2 separate regions of the Homo sapiens genome follow, and region 2 is linked to region 1. Evidence: chromatin contacts called from ENCODE Hi-C data. All regions are on one chromosome and are shown on one strand. Each heading gives the region's core, a stretch centred on a gene start or an enhancer-like site at or near the end of the contact. The rest is flanking DNA. Distances are from core to core; before and after follow the strand shown.

Region 1 (6,704 bases), core at 1,553-4,052:
GGCCTTCATACTGTCTTTATAACCTATAGGGCCACAGAACTCTCTGGAGGAAAATACCAGTTAATACCTTACTAAACCAGTGCACCTCAGAACACAATTTGTTAAACAATGATATAAATCCAATCTGTTGGAAACAAACAGAAGTAGAAATCCAACAGTAACTCCTAGACATAGCTTTAAATAGATAACGTTTACAAACTTTGGACAATGATTATTAGGTTACTCTTAGTTACTTTTACATATCCTTGTCTTTCTTGGTAGAAAAGGACCAAAACCTCACTAAAAGCCATTTTAAGTGGTAAGTAAAGATGATTCATGCATTATTAGCTATTTGGCTTAAATTTTTAAAAATTTTAATTTTTTTTTTTTTTTGTCAGGGAGTCTCGCTCTGTCACCCAGGCTGGAGTGCAGTGGTGCCATCTCGGCTCACTGCAAGCTCCGCCTCCTGGGTTCATCCCATTCTCCTGCCTCAGCCTCCCAAGTAGCTGGGACCACGGGCACCTGCGACCAAGCCCGGTTAATTTTTTGTATTTTTAGTTGAAACGGGGTTTCGCCGTGTTAGCCAGGATGGTCTCGATCTCCTGACCTTGTGATCTGCCCGCCTCGGCCTCCCAGAGTGCTGGGATTACAGGTATGAGCCACCACGTGGTATTCATAGCCTGCCATAAGGAAACCCCAATATGCCATTTAAACTAGATCACCCATTACACAGAGATCAAGTGATGTAATTTTAGTAACATCAAACCCACCATGTGCTTTCTTTCCTCCTGCCTTGGTTCAGACAGTGTTTCCTACCTAAAAATCCTTTCACCCTTATGGCCACTTTTTAAATTCTTTTTATCCTTGACGAACCACATCAGTGCTAAGAAGCTTCCTTTGATCTGCTTATAACTAATCTTTTCCTCTTTGGTTCTTACTTAGCAATGTGTACTACTGCTAGTTACTGGGCACACATTCCTCCTATTATATTTAGCTCTTATTATTATCTTAATTCCTACTCTATGCGTTTATTCCGAGCCAGCCATAGGACTAAGTTTTGCATACATGATCTTATTAATGTGTAATCTATGCAATGATAAGTACCTATCTGTCCCCACACAGGTACTCTACCCGCATCCCCATGTAATCACTCTCTTAACAATGATGGGGGCTTAGTGAAGTTTTTTGAAATCCCTGAATTGTGCTAAAATTGATTTCAATTGGGTGACTAAGACTAAATGTCTCAGATGAAAGTATGCCATTTTTCCAAGTTTCTTTTGCCTTGGTCAATGTCCAAAAGATGTCCTGCATTAGTATCTTGCTATGTTTGCTATGTTTGATGACATTTTGCTTTGTGTTAGACACCTTCTTAGTCCTTAGAAATCATGAGATGCTGACTGACTGATAATATCCCATGCTCTAGCATGGCTATTTTTTTTTTTTTTTGGACCAAGGGTTATTCCTGGGGCTACATGAACCTGTTTTTGAAAAAGTGGCATTCTTTGTTCCATCCAAAAGCAGCAGAGATGCCATCACTTGGCTTACATTAGCTGAATGAAGAGTCCTACTTCAGTTCAGTACACTTCTCCTGAGTGCCAAGACTTGCCCAAGACATTGTGGATACAAAGTTAATTAAGACATCTCATTGTGCACTAATGGGTAACACACATTGATAAGACATTATTTTAACAGAATGTATTAAGTTCTAAGGCTGACATATACTCTGGGTGCTATGGAAGTCCTAAAAGAGGCATGTGCCCTAGGATAAAGCTTTAAAAGCCCCAATTAATCCTAGTTTCTAACATTTTGGGACTTACAGCCAAGAATTCTTGTCTATGTGTCTATCTAAAGTTAAAAGAAATCATTGTTTGGCTTCTCACATCTCTAGTTGAAAATCTTCTACCTTGAAAAAATTCTGTATGTGGTCAGTCTTGGAAGTCCGTCCTAAGTAGTGTCTGTGTCACCCACACCTGACTCTCCAACTAAGGGGAGGAAGGAGCTAGTCTTTCTTTCAGCTGGAATCAATTTTTTCTACCCAAGTCCATTTGCTAGAATTAATTGTTTCGGAAGAAGCTCAATTTTGCTGGAAAATCCAGAAAAGATTTTAGTTACAGCTCCACATAATAAAGCAATTGTGTAATTAGTAATACATTTGTCACTCCTTTACTGAGTGGTGGGGGGCAGGAGGGAGGGCAGGGGGGAGGGGAGTAACCCATGTATTGCTTTAGTGTAAATCCTGACAGTGGTGATTTTTTTTTCAGGGAATTATACCATTATACCATAAAAGTGTCAAGGCACAAGTTTACTGTTCCTACTAATATTCTAAAATATTCTCTTAAGCTGACATCTCTGTCAATTAAAATTAAACAAAATTGCATTCTGCCATATACATTTCAAGGAGGAAGCATTTGAGTTTATGGCTGCTCTTTGAATTGATTTTTAACATGGCATCTGTAAAACTTGGCTCGAACAAGATGAGGTGGGATGTATTTAAGGACCAGTCAATTAAAAAAATGTGTTTAAAGATCATAAATTGACAGGCAGAATAGACTGCACATGCCTCCAGGTTTCTCAGCTATTAAAATAAATCCAGCCATTCTTTTGAATTGAATGTTTGCGCTGACATAATTCAGTGCCAACACGCTTCCGACTTGTTTTGGGTTTTCAGTGTTTTTACAGAGAATAACATAAACAAGGAAGCTTGTGAGTGTCGCTTCCAGTTGCTCAATTCGCACAGATTTGGGAAAAGTCCTTCTCCTGGTGTTTCCCACAGCGGAGCAGTGGGAACGTGCTTTCTCACGGGACATTGGTTCTCAGGGAGGAGAGCAAGGGCAGTGAGCACTTTTGGCAGAAGTGCGCTGCTAATAAAGTCTTCGGGGAGATCACCCCCTGTGATAGGAAGATGAGCAAAGTAAATCTCTGTTCCAATTCCTTTAAAAGGAATTTAAGAAGCCGTCTTTGGGCTCAGCCCTCTGATTGCCAAACCTTAATGTACAATGTTTTATTGATGCATTTAAGGCAAGTATTATTTAATGATCCAGAGTTTCTAAGGGCCAAAGTACTTTCCTCATTCTTTGTTAAGCACCTTTTGGAAGCTCAATGTGCCTTTTCAGGTCACCTGGTTACCACTTAAGAGAAAGAGATAATATCCTAAGCAGCTTAAAAGGGTTTATGCCCTTTCAAGCAAGTTCACAAATGATGTTCTGGCTTGGCCACTGTCCCGAATAATTTGGGTATGTGTGAAACATCCATATTCTTAATGGGCAGATGCTTTGTCTAGACAGAGAGGAAAAGGTGTCCCTGAAAAAGCAGGGAGGAATGGGGGAAACTTTCTTCTTTGCTTTAAAGTCAGGAGGCCAGGCTGTGAAGGGACAATCAGGCAAGGAGTATTTGGGTCTTGCCCAAAAGGATGGCATCTTCCTTATGGGTCATTTGTAAACCTCTATAAATTCTAAGGCCACAGCATCACATCCAGCTTTTTCACTGGTGAATCCACCACGCCAATCATACCGGTACTATATGGTATGGGCTACATAAATACTTCTGAAATTATAAATAAATGAATAAGCAGATTGAACTCTGGTGTCCCAATTTTTAAAATATTTCTGCCAAAGAAGTGGAGTAGCTAAAAATACCTAGAGAGGAAGTCACATGGAGAAAACCTACCCAGGGGAGACTCTTGTTGGGTTTTATAGAGACTCACAGAGACCACAGGGGTATGTAACACTCCCTGGAGGAAAATCCAGGAGACAGAGTTGCTTTCACTCTTTTGGTTGTCATCCTCTCTTCCCTCTTTCAATCTCGAACTCTTCAGTAGCCATGGTTCCTGTGTTCTCTCTCTCTCTTTTCCCTCCTTCTGCTCCTGTTGGGTTAAGGTATGTCTCTAGAGGATGTCTACTGTGTGCTGCACATCCAAATTACATTTGTGGATGGTGGTCACTAGAGACCTAGCACAGGACAGGGGTGGTGATACAAGATCAATGTCCAGACATGAGTCAGGTAGGCAAAGTGCACAGAACCAGGAGAACCAAGTGGCCAAGAGAATCCAACTTCTGTTCTTAGCCATACTGCACGGGTAGCATGAAACTGGTCCCTCAGAGAAAGTTTGATTTATAACACCGTCCCCTGCCCAACCCACAATCTGGAAATACTAAACAGTTTTTTTTTTGTTTTTTTTTGTAACATAAAGCTGTGTTACACAAATTCTTGAAATGTCTGACATGGTAATAGGGTGTATTTTAGTTGATTATTGATTCACTCCACATTTTTTTCATTTTAATAAATATTTACCAGGCTCCTACTATAGGTAGAGGTGCAGTTCAAAGAATCTTGGATTCCGATAGGAATGACAATAAAACTCTTCCTAACGGAATTTATATTCTAGTGAGGAGTATAAGAAAGATAACTTTTAAGTAAATATCTATGTATGTATACACAGCAAGATGATAGGGAATGTGGGTAGGGGGTATTGGAAGGGGGTGAGAAAGGGTGCAGGAAGTGGTAATATTTTCAAAGGGTGCTTGGGAGAAGCTTCCTAAGAAGGTGCTATTTGCATAAAGAACTGAAGAAAGTGAAGGAGCCAATCTTGCAGATTCCCACCCACCATCTTAGCCCTCTGTCACTCTTGAACACTTGGCACTCAATGAATGGCATTATTATCCAACCTAATTAGGTAAATCATAAAAAAGTGGTCCTTGAATCATCTCTCCTCCTCATCCATGAGCCCCATCCAAACATCTCTGTGTTCACTGGATTGATATTCTCAATGGATCCCTCAGATCTTAACTCTTTCACCCATTTCCATTATCCCCTGTAGTCTTGGCTATCATCATATCTCATGGCCTACCTGTTTTAATCTGTAGTTACTCTTGGCCTCTCATATCTCTTCTCCACACATTAGGGATGTCTGTGTTCTATATTTTCAAACACGTGTTTGATTATTTTACTTTACTTAAAAATTTTAGTGGCTTTCAATTGTTCTGAAGATAAAGATAATAATTCCTAATTTGGCCCATAAGACTTATAGCTTTCCCTTTCCTGCAACAGGTTTATGCCTGTTGTGACAGTGTCATTCTTATTAGCATCCCCTTTCATTCTCAAAAGAATCTAGGTTTGGACCATAAATTACATGGTCAGTTTTCTCCTGACCAAGTTTATATTCTTAACTGGTGAACACCAAAATTATTCTCAACTTCTTAAAGAAATATTTTCTGAACAAACAGAAATTTGTTTTTTGAACAAACGCATTTTGATTGAGACAAAATACAGGTACTAGCAGCTTAGGAGCCATGTTTCAAAAAAAGTATTTTTCATTGTTCCCCTGAGAAGAAAGGAGAGGCCATGGGGCCCTTGACCCAATGAATAAGGAAAAAAGAGGTTGGTGACAGAGAGATGTTAATTCATGCATTGTGAGTTTGAATGATGTGTTTTCTTTACACCTTCGAGTTAAGATCACCTGGATGACTAAACCACAGTTCAACTTCCCTTTCACTGTTATAAACCGTGGAAGTTAGTCTAAGCTTCTGGATTTCTTTCAAAGATTCAACATTTCACCATATGTGAAATCAAAATTTATAGTCATCTCATGATAAATTTTAAAAGGTGGCATGAGCTTCTGTTTTCAGATGAGAAAATAAGATTTTTAAATTTTTTTTAAATAAATGAACTTTGTAGTGTTGTTGAATGTTACTGGAATGTTAGCCTTTTGTTAAATCTAAATTATTTATTCATCGTTTGTGTTTGAAGCCTGCTAACGTTTCAGAAGACTGCTGAAAGAGTCTAGGCAGATGCTGCTGTACATAGAATTCTGTTCCACACTCTGGAACTGGACATGGTTTGAATTCCAGCCCCACCCTTAATGATCCATGTGACCTTGGCAAGTCTCTGTGTGTTAGTTTCTTCATCTGTGACAGGGGTTAATAATTGTGAAGACTAACAGAGATAACTTGTGAACAATGTGTAAATGTTCTCTGGCAGATGATAGACCCACTGTATTCCAAGTCTGTAGATTATCTTTATTACTAGTTATTGAGCCCCTAATATGTAACAAACTATATGTACCCTTACTCTGTTCTTCATAACCAAGTATATTTTTCATATTCCCATGAAAAAGCTACCCATATAATTTTTTTTTTTTTGAGACGGAGTTTCACTCTTGTTAGCCAGGCTGGAGTGCAGTGGCATGATCTTGGCTCACTGCAACCTCCACCTCCCAGGTTCAAGCGATTCTCCTGCCTCAGCCTCCCAAGTAGCTGGGATTACAGTTGCCCACCAACATGCCCAGCTAATTTTTGTATTTTTGGTATAGACGGGATTTCACCATGTTGACCAGGCTGGTCTTGAACTCCTGACCTCAGGTGATCCATCTGCCTAGGCCTCTCAAAGTGCTGGGATTACAGGCATGAGCCACTGCACGTGGCTGCTACCTGTATCATTATTAAACACCTCCATTGGCAAGTATTTAAGGAACAGTGAACACAAACAACAATGCATTCAGCATTCTGACATGCCAAACCTTCTATCCTCGGACTACAACCTGAGAAAATTATATAAAAAGATGCTTTGAGTCTCTCATGATTGACCACCATCCCTCACCCTTCAGCCTTATTTCACTCTCTTGTGTAACTCATATACACATTTATGCCCCACACATTCCTCTAAGTGTCCATCTCACTTCTGAGTGCTGCTTCACTTACTGGTGGCCATGAACTGTGAAAGATGCATAA
Region 2 (6,704 bases), core at 1,403-3,902, 180 kb before region 1:
GTGAGTTTTCAAAGTGTCAGAACAGCATCAGTGCTGATGTATAGGCCACAGTTGTTTCTCTCAAAAGGCCTTCAGAGCCCTCCCTTCTCCTCTGTTCCCTTCAAGTTGGGAATGATTCATCAGCTGGCCTTTAGCAAGAAAAGAGGCCAGCCTAGGGTCTCGGGCCTTTGACCTCTGTGAAGAGAAAGGTCACACTGAGAGCAACTGTGCAAGCTCCAAAGCTGGAGACACAGGCATAGAAACCCGAGGCGGAGGCGCCGGGCGAAACGGAGGGGGATGGTGGGAAAGAGTGGGAGTTTAGAAAAGTTAAGAGTATATTTCTAAGAGACTCAGTGGATCAGCTGACAACCGGGGTCAAGGGTCATATTTATGCTTGATTCCCTGAGCATGTTACAGTAACATCTGCTTGTTAAGAGTCTTTAGGGAGCCGGCCTGGGGACCAAGTGCTTCTGACCTCCTTCCACAAAAGGGGACAGGCTAAGAGATTAGGGGTTCCTATTAACGTCTGTGTTTGACTTAACGACTCTCCCCGCCCTCTCCTGGGTGTGATTTGTCAGCTTCACCCCATTTCATTTTATAATCTTGCTAAATATTTAAATGAGCCCCATGGTTGTCAGTGGAGCAGCATCTGAAACTGCAGAAAAGAAAATTAGATTTCTATGGGGAAAAATCTTAGTGAGAAGTATAGAATGAGAAAGATTAAGAGAGGAAGAACAAACCCAGGAACTGCTTTGTGTGGTAGAATGGAGTCATTTCACAAAAACTTGTCAACTTTTCACATCGCCAACAGAATAAAAAGTCAGTTGTAACTGTGTAACAAACTTCCTAACAAGAGAGACAATTTGATCATTCAGTCGTCAGGAGATTATAACTTGATGTGGTGTTTTGCCTCAGTCATTGATGTCCTAAACTCAACACGAGGACAGAACTCACCATCCACGGGAGGTTGAGCGGTGAACATTGATTTCACTCTTTTATTGACCTTTTTTTGTTTGAGTCACTTTTATGCTCTTTATGATCCTTTAAAAGTCTTAGGTTTTATTTTCTCCTGTCACCAAAGACAGGAGAAAATAAACAGATTTATAAATAAAGATAAGTACATTTTAAATGTGTAAAATGCCCTATTTCCAATGTCTCTGGCCAAATTAATAATTAATGAAATCATAAAGTAGTTACTGGAAAATGGGGGTGAAACAACAAAAAATGCACTAAGCTGCTAAATTCTTTTTATTTTTTTAAAAATTATTTTGTGAGTACATAGTTGGTGTGTATATGTATGGGGTACATGAGATATTTTAATGTAGGAATGCAGTAAATAATAACCACATCATGAAAAATGGGGTATCATCCCCTCAAGCACTTACCCTTTGTGTTACAAGCAATCCAATTATACTCTTTAACTTATAACATATACAATTATTATTGACTGTAGTTACCCTGTTGTGCTATCAAATACTAGGTTTTATTCATCTTTTCTATTGTTTTCTTACCCATTAACAATCCTCACTTGCCCCCAAATCCCCAAACCCCCACTACTTTTTTTTATTTCCCAGAAGAACATTTGTGTGTCTACTGGCATCTAAAACACACATTTTGCATTGGTTACAATTACTCAGGTTATGTGTTTCCATTTCCCATAAATTTTGCATGGAAGTTTCTGGAAGGACTCAGCTGGGTTTTATAAAATCCCTTGGTGCCACTGCCAGCTTTTATTTCAGAAGCATACATACTTGATGCCTTAACCACTAGCATGACTTTTTGTTTTAACCTAAGGCCTCCCATAGAGGAATAAAACCTGTGAGTGGGGGAAGAAGCTTAGAAAATAGAGGATATTATTTTTAGCTAGAAAAAAAGTAAAAATAATCGAGTGATATCACGTAACACCCGCTCTTCTGGGTTCCATGCATAACAAAGTTCATGCAGTCTAACTTTCCATGTAACTGCATGAAAACAATCTGTTTGCTATTTATATGCAATTGCCTTGGGGAAACCAGCCCCATGGAGGAGAATAGATTATTCCAAGGTGAATTGGATGTAAGCATATGGAGTCTCTTCAAAGGCAAGGTCTTGGATGTGTGTGTGTGTGTGTTCATGTGTGTGCACACGTGCACACTTGAGGTCAGGGTAGTTGGTGGTGGGGTGGGTGATGGGAGCTGTTCAAAACCACTTTCTGATTACAAATAATAAAAAAAAATTCAATCGGAAGTGCGTTCTGCCAAACTTCACAATAAACCTCCTAGCAGGACATTGAGATTTTCTTAATCAGGGTCAGACCCACAAGCATAAGGCCAACGAGTTCAGTGGGAAAAACGACTCTTCTTCCCAGTTTTTTTTTCTTTCTTTTTTTCTTTCATTTGGAAAGGACCTCCTCATATACATGCAGAGCAATTTTCCAGTACATTAACCCAGGAGGGATCCTCTCTCCGTCAGCTTAAGAGATAGGAAAGTTGAGAAACAGGGTGAAGGGAAGATGGATGGGCCTGGGATATGAGAGAGGACAGTTTTTCCACTGTCCTGCCCTGTACACCTAGGACAAAGACTTCATTGACTGCAGTGCTTGACATCAGCCTCATAAACTAGTCAGCACAAAAGGTCTGACACTTGAAAGTACCAGTCCCTGCCTTCTTTCTATTGCAGCTGTGCACGGGGGTTGGGCCCAACAGTGGTGTCCCTTTGTCAGCCCATAGGACAAGAGGTGAAGATAAATAGTGTTGACTTTAATGTAGTCACACAATTTTGCTATTTCCCAAAAGACAACATTTCCTCCCAGGCCTCACATCACGGCCCCAGGAGAAAGAACTATCTTCCCTTTAGTTGGGGAGTAAGGGTGGACTGGGCTGGGATCCTGATGAGGGTGTGGAGTGGACATGTGGCTTGAGGGAAAAGGGTAGATGAAGGACAAGTGCAGAGTCATGGGATCTGCTCCTTATCCTCTCTGGGGAGATGGTTTGGTTTTCATGCATTCCAGCTTGGTCACAGTGGTTTCTTTCGTTTTCTCGAGTTCTTTGGAAATGGCCCCAGAGGGAGAAAATGCACACAGGAAGGAAGACTGAAAACATGAAGAATTGTATGATTTAAAAGAGTTTTAAAAACCACTGTGGTATCTTTCTGTTTATCACAAAGCCAGAAAGTAAAATGCTTCCCTGAGAGCTTTTTGGTAATATGACTTTAAAACAAGCACTGGAGTAGATGCCAGAATTCAAGAATCCTTTGTGCTGAAGGGAGGAATTGATCAGGTGTGTGGTCCGCTGCATGAGATTGTTGTTATAATTATTCATTATTTGGCTGGGCATCAGCATAGGTAACAAGTTTTTGTATTATTTCCTCCAGTGTCAGGGAAGGAAAAATTTGAAATACTGAACACAGAACTCACCATTGGGGCTTGATGGGTTATGACCAAGTTAGATCGGCTGCACAGAGGCTCACCCTGCCTGAACGCCACCTTAACTCCCTTAACTACTCTGACTGCAGAACGCCACTCTGATTCTGCCTTTTCTCTCTCTAGAGAGACTATCTGGAAGATAACATGTGAGCCATCCCCAGTCATAAGCATCTGTCTGCAGTCGGAGCTCTTCATGGTCAAAGTGGACGCCAAGAGCTTAGAGCATTCAGGCTCTAAAGAGCAATCTAAAAGTATCTTAGGTGCAGAACAAGGGAAATGTGGAGGCTCAAATACTTATAGACCCCTCATGGTCAGGCTGAAGCAAAGTCAGAACTGAGACATAAACGCCAGAGGGGAGTTCTATTTAACCACCAACAGCCGAACTCAGATCAATCACACGTTAGCTGGGTTTAACAACTGGCGGAATTTTCTTTTTCATTCCCCTGTCAAGCTGACAAGGTTGGAGCTTCCTTCTACTGATGGGCACCTCATTGTGTCATTTGAGCATATCCTTTAGAAGTTACTGATCCTGGTCGGGCACGGTGGCTCATGCCTGTAAGCCTAGCACTTTGGGAGGCCAAGGTGGGTGGATCACCTGAGTTCAGGAGTTCAAGACCAGCCTGGCCAACATAGGGAAACCCTGTCTCTACTAAAAACACAAAAATTAGCCGGGCTTGTTGGCGTGCGCCTGTAATCCCAGCTTCTCAGGAGGCTGAGGCAGGAGAACTGCTTGAACCCTGGAGGCACAAGTTGTAGTGAGCTGAGATTGTGCCACTGCACTCCAGCCTGGGCAACAGAGTGAGACTCTGTCTCAAAAAAATACACCATGGAATACCATGCAGCCATAAAAAATGATGAGTTCATGTCCTTTGTAGGGACATGGATGAAATTGGAAATCATCATTCTCAGTAAACTATCGCAAAAACAAAAAACCAAACACCACATATTCTCACTCATAGGTGGGAATTGAACAATGAGATCACATGGACACAGGAAGGGGAATATCACACTGTGGGGACTGTGGTGGGGTAGGGGGAGGAGGGAGGGATAGCACTGGGAGATATACCTAATGCTAGATGACGAGTTAGTGGGTGCAGCGCACCAGCATGGCACATGTATACATATGTAACTAACCTGCACAATGTGCACATGTACCCTAAAACTTAAAGTATAATAAAAAAATAAATAAAAAAATAAAGTTACTGATCCGAGGTATTTTTAAAACTCCATTGTATACAACTCTGCTACAATCTCATTCTAGAGATCATTTCTTGAGGCTAAGATTTAAAGACGTTTCCTTTGATGAGAAAATGGTTGAGATTGGATTTTTTTTCTATGAATCTTTTCACAGAAAAATGAATAGTTGCAATTTGGGAAAACAAATTTCTTGAAAGTAGAGAAAGTACTGACCGGCTTCCCATTCATATCAGTTTAACCTTCTTTTTAGGAGAATACTATACATAACTGATGCATCTCTTCATGAACTTGGAGTATATATTTTGAACTTACCGTGGCTTGCTTTTAAATGGTTATCTGGCAATAATTTTGACCTACTGGTACATGCTTCATGATTTGAAGAAGGCGGGTTTTAACAATTGTCTATTACTTTTGGAATTCATTATGAGTAGGATATACTTATGTTTATTTATCCTTAAGTAGAACCTGATTGTTCCAAAAACCTACTAGTTATCTCCGAATGCCACCCCCGTCTCCATATCTCAGGTCTGTTTTCTGGGGAGACGGCAGCGTGGACCGAATTATGCCCATCTACCTCTGCCTAGTCAACTGCCCCCTTCCTATTCTCAAGGCCTGAGTTCCATCCTCTTCTGGGCTCTCAAACATAGAGTGTCACTTGGCAACTCAGACATGAAAGTGCTGAGCTTCTTTGTAGCAGAGGAAAAAACAGCTGAATATGATCAGACAGAAACTCCAGTTTGAAGGTGTAGGAAAGAGAAGAGGTTAGGGGTGCTTCAAAAGAATATGCATGTGATGCTGCGGCATGAGCTACTGGAAAATTTGCTATGCTTTTCTGTGTCTTTGGATGCTTCTTTTAGCCCACTCTTCCCAGAGGGCCCATGCTTCCACAGGTTTTCAGTGCCAACCAATGTCTAAAATAGAGGGGGAACTCTCTGAGTAGCTCTCCTCACAAACACAAAGTGATTGAAATTGTTTCTCCTCTTTCTCTTCCCCACCCCATTCACTCCCTGTGCTCTGACTCAACACGTAGGAAGAACTCTCCACCACAGGTTATCCTGCAGAACCTAGAGGTGAGAAGGTCCCTCAGTGTTTTCCTTTTGAGCTCTTCTGCCTGAAAAGAAACAAGGCAGTTGGGAAAATTCATGATTTGGGTTCTGGGGAGACCTCAGTTCTAGTTCATGCTCTTTTAATTGAACTTGGGTAACCATTTAGCACCCCCTCCTCAGTTTTTTTATCTGTGAAATGGGCAAACTAGACTTAAATCTGAGTGATTATTTCTTTCTGTTTTACTCCCTAAGTTCTAACAGTGACCTGAATCGTAAGTACTCATGGAAAACAAATGAGAACGTGGTTAAGAAAACAAACAGATGTTAAAGAGTATAATCTCACTGAAGGTATTAGAAAGGCCAGTGAATTTGATGTGTGTACATGACCAAGCACTTCCTCCACTCTATCTTTAGGCCTGTGTCGTGGAATTGGAATTAATATGTCTTTGGAGTTTTTGTAGTTCTACTTGAGGACACATAGTTTTGTAACAGCACCATTAAAAACTGACTTTCCAGGCAGAGATTTCAGCATGCAGATGCCCCCGTGGGATTCAGCAATTGGCCTGGCGTCCATAGTCTGAATCAGAGTTTAAAAATTCTTTAAAATAAACAGTGGTGTTCTGGCTTGTTGAAGGTCTTACTTTCTGGGGGGAAAAAAAACCACCTCTATTTTTGCTTGCATGGTATAAAGCCTTTATTTTAGGTAAAATGCGTATTTCAGTCCATCTGTATTTATGCCGATGCGGGCTGTGGACACCACTGTGACTCTGGTCTTTGTACTGGGAGCTGAATTGAGTGGCGAGGGCCTTTCTTTGTTTCTCACTGACTTTGTCTCTGAGAGCTAGACTATTGCTGCAGATAAAATGAAAAGATATTGTTTTTAGATCCAAAGATGGAAGAACTCCCTCTGTGCAGAGAAACCAAGTAGAACCAAGGGTGTAGATGCATCATCAGAAAAAGAGTGGCTGGATTGGTTTTGTTCCTCTCTTCACTGATGCTGGCACCAAGAGACTTCTGCTAAGAGCTTATGATTATCTATGCACCTTGATGCCAACTTTATGCAGACAAAGTTCAGTTGA

What was found. Hi-C counts contacts between places; a loop is a spot of excess contacts on that map. Pooled maps may share reads with other maps.
Region 2: a map of heart right ventricle shows a loop between it and region 1 (9-fold over the local background). The contact joins two enhancer-like sites. A Hi-C loop is called at or near these places in 6 of 168 maps with a recorded cell type or tissue (GM11168, Right ventricle myocardium inferior, heart left ventricle and 1 more), 1 of 37 single-sample maps with no recorded cell type and 7 of 50 pooled maps.

What each region holds. Positions count from the first base shown.
Region 1 is chr15:95,655,914-95,662,617 of GRCh38, reverse strand. No RefSeq gene overlaps it. Among named protein-coding and RNA genes, the nearest start is that of LINC00924, 230 kb to the right of the region's middle. Within about 2 kb of position 2,802, at least 2 of the 41 ENCODE cell types and tissues checked have a DNase peak (open chromatin) inside an H3K27ac peak, as active enhancers do; they include heart right ventricle, where a contact is called at or near this core.
Region 2 is chr15:95,839,605-95,846,308 of GRCh38, reverse strand. No RefSeq gene overlaps it. Among named protein-coding and RNA genes, the nearest start is that of LINC00924, 410 kb to the right of the region's middle. Within about 2 kb of position 2,652, at least 5 of the 41 ENCODE cell types and tissues checked have a DNase peak (open chromatin) inside an H3K27ac peak, as active enhancers do; they include heart right ventricle, where a contact is called at or near this core.